2 separate regions of the Homo sapiens genome follow, and region 1 is linked to region 2. The links are chromatin contacts, found by Hi-C or POLR2A ChIA-PET in ENCODE. All regions are on one chromosome and are shown on one strand. The core of a region is the stretch at or near the end of the contact, and the rest is flanking DNA. Distances in the headings are between cores, read along the strand shown.

The links. Hi-C counts contacts between places; a loop is a spot of excess contacts on that map. ChIA-PET counts read pairs that join two places held with the same protein, here RNA polymerase II (POLR2A). Pooled maps may share reads with other maps.
Region 1: a pooled map shows a loop between it and region 2 (4-fold over the local background). The contact joins the enhancer-like site here to the promoter of BSN in region 2. A Hi-C loop is called at or near these places in 2 of 168 maps with a recorded cell type or tissue (CD4-positive, alpha-beta T cell and dorsolateral prefrontal cortex) and 4 of 50 pooled maps. POLR2A ChIA-PET finds 5 or more read pairs at or near these places in 5 of 52 experiments (H1, HepG2 and WTC11).

What each region holds. Positions count from the first base shown.
Region 1 is chr3:49,453,431-49,456,130 of GRCh38, reverse strand. No RefSeq gene overlaps it. Among named protein-coding and RNA genes, the nearest start is that of DAG1, 15 kb to the left of the region's middle. Within about 2 kb of position 1,435, at least 6 of the 41 ENCODE cell types and tissues checked have a DNase peak (open chromatin) inside an H3K27ac peak, as active enhancers do.
Region 2 is chr3:49,553,027-49,555,726 of GRCh38, reverse strand. It overlaps BSN (bassoon presynaptic cytomatrix protein), which reads right to left and starts at 1,250. Exons shown (of 12, transcript NM_003458.4): 1 at 901-1,250. The coding sequence starts at 1,124. BSN-DT (BSN divergent transcript) reads left to right here and starts at 1,361. Exons shown (of 3, transcript NR_038866.1): 1 at 1,361-1,686; 2 at 2,040-2,179. RefSeq lists silencers at 863-1,072, 1,143-1,442.

The DNA of each region.
Region 1 (2,700 bases), core at 186-2,685, 100 kb after region 2:
ACCTGTGATCCCGGCTACTTGGGAGGGTGAGACAAGAGAATCGCTTGAACCCGGGAGGTGGAGGTTGCAGTGAGCCAAAATAACACCACTGCACTCCAGCCTGGGCAACAAACAGAGCGAGACTTCCTCTCAAAAAAAAAAAAAAAAAAAAAAAGCAGCAAAAAGGCCTAGGGCCCATTGGATGAACAAAGATATTCTCAGGGTGGCCTGATTATAGGGTCTTCTGCAGTTCTGGGGTTTAGTCTAAGCCCACTTCAGTCGTTATTTGTACTCAGGGTAAGGAATTGGGAGGAGGGCAGGGAAGTAGCCAAATCAAATCATAAAGCCCTTTATTGAGCACCTACTCCATTCCTAGACATTCAAGAAGGCAAAAAGCTGAGAAATAGAAGTCATAGGCAGGGCAGCTGAGAAGCATGTGTTTCTGCTCTTGGGTAGCAAAAGCTGCACCCAGGAAACAAGGAGGTGTGAGGGCCTGGTCTGAGAAGGCCACATGGAGGAGGGATCACTGTAGTGGAGTCTTTGGAGAGGGGAGCAGCTGAATTTCCTACTGGCTTGGTGAACTCCCAGGAAGAGTTCAGCAGTAGCAGGACATGTCCAAGCCTGGTCAGATGGACAAGAATGGTGCAGAGGTGATTGTCCCAGCAGGCCTTGACCAGGCATCCTAGACTTTGCTGGAACTTGCCTGACTCTGAGCAGAATGATCTGGAGTATGGGTCAAGCAGGGGGAGCACAGGGAAAAAGATAGGGGAACTGACAAGAGAGCCATCTGGGCAGCCTCCTGCTGGGCCTTGCATTGCCCCACACAAAGGTCATCTCATTCCTGATTCCTTTCATAATGAAATAAAAGGTGCCCATAATGAGGCCCATGGTGGGACGTGGTGGGACCTGGTGGGGCCCAGTGACTTCAGCAGCAGGACATGGGTCCCAGGAAATCCAGGGAAGCACAGGCATTCTTTGGCTCCCTGTTCCCAGCAGCTGCAGGAAGCTGTTCCAAGCTGCTGGCTCTCCCAGCAGTCCCCAAGGACCGGAGAAAATCTTGTTTCCTGCCATCCCCCCTAATTGGACACAAAGAGTCCTGGATGGGGGCAGCTGAGTACTCCATGGCATGCCCCAGGGAGATCATGGGCTGCCAGACTACATTTAGGAAGGCAGTGTGGAGCCTGTCTCGAGACCAAGCCAGGGAAGGGGATACCATGGATTTCATAACTTATGGTAGGGTCTCCAACCTTCCTTATCTCCATTATCTGAAAAAGCTATAGACAATTTTTCCAGAAACACACCCTCTACACACACCATATTGCTGCAATTTAAAAGAGTCCCTGAAAGTTCTGCAGTACTAGGAGCCCCTGCAATGTGCTTAAGGTCAGAGAAATTCCAGTGTGGTTCTGTCTCAACTGGCTGTGAGCCCTGGGCCCACCCTTGGCCACCTTGACTTGCACTGCCCTCTAGAGCCTGAGGGGTTGGGCTAGGAAAGCCTTGAGAGACTCACCTGCTCTGCCACCTGCTTAGAGCTACTTCAAATCATCCTACAAGAGACAGTGGAAAAGAAATGGCAGCTTCTGGCTGGGTATGGTGCCTTGCGCCAGTAATTCCAGCGCTTGGGGAGATCTAGGTGGGAGAATTGCTTTGCTTGAAGCCAGGAGTTCAGACCAGCCAGGGCAACATAGCAAGACCTTATCTATAAAACAAAAAAAAAAAAGAAAAGAAAAAAAAATTAGCCAGACATGGTGGCATGCATCTGTAGTCCCAGCTACTCAAGAGGCTGAGCTGAGAGGATCCTTTGAGCCCAAGAGGTCGAGTCTGCTGTGAGCTGTGAACATGCCATTGCACTCAAGTCTGGGTGACAGAGACCGAGTTTCTTATTTATGTATTTATTTATTTTTGAGACAGAGTCTCACTCTGTCACCTAGGCTGGAGTGCAATGGCTCAATCACAGCTCACGGTAGCCTCAACCTCCCAGGCTTATGCAATCCTCCCACCTTACCCTCCCAAGCAGCTAGAACTATAGGCACATGCCACCACGCTTGGCTAATTTTTTTGTTTGTTTGTTTTGTTTTTTTACAGGCAGCCTCCTGAGCCAGAGTAGACTCCGAAACACCCCTTGCTAATTTTTGTAATTTTTGTCGAGATAGGGTTTTGCTATGTTGCCCAAGCTGGTTTCTAACTCCTGAGCTCAGGTGATCTGCCCGCCCTGGCCTCCCAAAATGTTGGGATTTCATGCATGAGCCACCTTGCCTGGCCAAGACCCTGTCTGTCTCTGTCTGTCTGTCTTTCTTTCTTTCTTACTTTCTTTCTCCCTCTCTCTCTCTCTTTCTTTCCTTTCTTTCTTTCTCCCTCTCTCTCTCTCTTTCTTTCTTTCCTTCCTTCCTTCCTTCCTTCTTTCCTTCCTTCCTTCCTTTTCTTTCTTTCTTTCTTTCTTTTTTATGGAGTCTTATTCTGTCACCCAGGCTGGAGTGCACTGGTGTGATCTTGGCTCACTGCAACCTCCGCCTCCGCAGGTTCAAGCAATTCTCCTGCTTCAGCCTCCCGAGTAGCTGGGATTACAGGCTCCTGTCACTGCGCCAGGCTAATTTTTTTGTATTTTTAGTGGAGACAGGGTTTCACCATCTTAGCCAGGCTGATCTTGAACTCCTGACCTTGTGATCCACCCGCCTCAGCCTCCCAAAGTGCTGGGATTACAGGCGTGAGCCACCGCTCTTT
Region 2 (2,700 bases), core at 1-2,500:
TGTCATCTCTTAGTAGTTTTCCTGAGTTTTCAGTCTACTGACTTATTATATATTGGCATTCCCTTACAGCCTTCATTGCCACTTGACTGTTTTTGCAGGACCTGGGTTGGCATACATTTAAAACAAACTGGTTTCACAGTATTTAATCAGATATGTTCTGTTTAAAGCATTCTGTGTGGGTTTCAGCTTTTCCACTGGTTTGATCTAAATCATAAGGTAACGAGAACATATCTGGTGCTGGATGACTCAATAGCATTTTTGCTTCACCCCAAAATGTTTCCCTAAACCTTGGTGAAAGCACATGATCCTATTAGTATTGTTGGGCCTAAATAAGCACCTCTTGGTGTCCAGTGGGCAATTTTCCTTTCCCCCAAAGGTGATTACAGCCACTAAATGCCCAAGGAAAGCCCAAGACCAAGTTCATGGTTCAACTATTTTCATCTCTCTGTTCCTCGCAGTGACACTTATCTTCCCTGACAGCCACTCCCATTGTGCTGTTTTCTCGGCCCAGCACAATGGACACATGCAGACACCAGCAGACAGGGAGGACGTTTTCCATCCCATTGCTCTCCTGTGCGGAGGGACCAGGTTAAGGTTACATAAGCCCCTCCTGAGCAGTCAGGCCCGAGCGTTGGGGAGAAGCGAATTTGGGGTTCGTGACGGAGTCACGGTCTGCAGGCCCCGACTGACCCTGCGCTCGTCATCCTGCCACGCCAAGGCGGGGCAGCTGGAAAGGAAGGGCCGCTTCCCGCGACCACCCAGTTCACGCCAATCCGGCAGGGTTCAGAGTGCGGCCGGACGTCGAACCTCGCTGTCCACACTAGATCGCGGGATCCTGGGCCCGGGTCCCGGCCTCAGGCTGCAGCTCACCGCCCCCCGGGCGCCGAGACACGCGCTTACCTGCCCGGGCCAGGGCCGGGACCGGGGCCGGGGCCGGGGCCAGGGACCGGTGGTACCGCGGTCGACCGCGCTGCTCCCGCCGCGGGGAGCTGTCCGCCACCGGCCGGTGCTGAAGGCGGCTTTCCTGCGCCGGGGCCGGGGCCGGGGCCCGGGCCGGGGCCGGCGCCGCCGGGCGGCAGCGGCCCGTCGCCAGCGCCGCCCTCCAGGCTGACCTCGTTGCCCATGGCGGGCAGGCGGGCGGGCGGGGTCGGGGTCGCGCTGCGCCCGGGCCGGCGGCTCCCGGGCGGTGCTCACACTCTCGGCGCCGCCGCTGCCGCCGCCATCTCCCAGCTCGGCTCGCGCCGCCGCCTGCCGCTGCGCATGCGCGTCTCGCGCCCCCTTCCCTGCACACGCCCCCCTTCCCCTGTGCGCGCTCCCGCCAGCCTCGGGGTCGCTGGGAAACAGCCGCCGGCGCCCGCGCATGCGCTGTCCAGGGCCGACGCGGTTGTATCATGCTGAGAAGGAGCCGGGCGGGGGCCGGCGGGGCTGCGAGGGCCCTGTGAGGAGGGGCACCTGCCACTAGAAGCGGCCTCTGGGACGTCGCGCTGAGCCCTGCTTTGGAGTCAGAGGGGCTTTCCGCCTCGGTGAACTCGAGAGTAGCAACTCTCCTCCGGGTAACCGGAGTGCCACAGCGGGCAGGCGTCATAAGGACAGGCCTCGGAGAGGAGAGGGGCTACCCGAGAATGGCCTCAAAAGTATGCATAGGAGTTGGGAAGGCAGAGGAACAAGTGTATTCAGAGACGCAAGGTCGTAGAGGGAAGGAGAGGGAGGGTGCTGGGTGGTCGGGCCGGATTGTGAGGGTCTTTAAGGCCAGCTGGGGAGTGGAGCCTTTATCCAGATGGCGATGGGAACCATCTGGGATTCACACTGAGGAACTGGGAGTCTCAGGAAGCGCCCCGGGCACAGATGGAAGGTGTGACAGGGCTGTGTGAAGCCAGCTGGGAGGCCACCTCAGTCAGCCCTGGGAGAGTGACCTTGGGGATGGAAAAGAGGACTTGATGGTTCTCAGGCCTGGAGCTGTCTCGATGCGGGGCCGCAGGTTGCCTCTGCATTACCCTGAGAGCTTTCCAAATTACTTCCCCGCTCCCTCACATTTACAGCCGGTTTCTGCCCGCTACTCAGGATTGTCTGCCGTGGTGGCTTCTCACACAAGCCTGTACTTTCCTGTGGGAGAATATTTCCTAGGAGCCTATATTCCAGTTCATCTCTGACGTCATAAATCATGACTGTGTAGAAAGGCGTGAGTAACTTGAACCCATTTTACAAACCCATTCAATTCTCCTAATGTTGCGAAATATATCACATAGGGTGTTAGCAGTTCTAACTGAACCTAGAATAATCCAGGGATCCCAGTGAATGCTGATAGCCAGCCTGCTGGACAGACCGGTGGCTGTGTCAGTTCTTGTGAGGAGGGGCCAGGACCCTCCCTGGGCCTTCCCCTGTGCACTCCGAGCTGCTCCTCCCGACCTCTGGGATGGAGCAAGTAAGAGAAAGAGGAAATGCAGAGCCCCCACTTCCTGATATTTTCTCCTGACTTCATACCTCCCGTTTTCACGCTAAACTGCCTGGCCCCTCTGGGATGACCTAGGATGAAGAGAGCCTCTCTTCCTGCAGATGATGGTCCTTGCTGTGTTTCCTCCTGTGCTGCAGGATGTTTGATACAGCTTCGTGAGTGGTGACTACATGTGCACATTTAGGCTCCAAAAGAGTCTGCACCTCAGCCCCGATAGGACCCTTGGCAACTGACTTAGGCTCACTGAG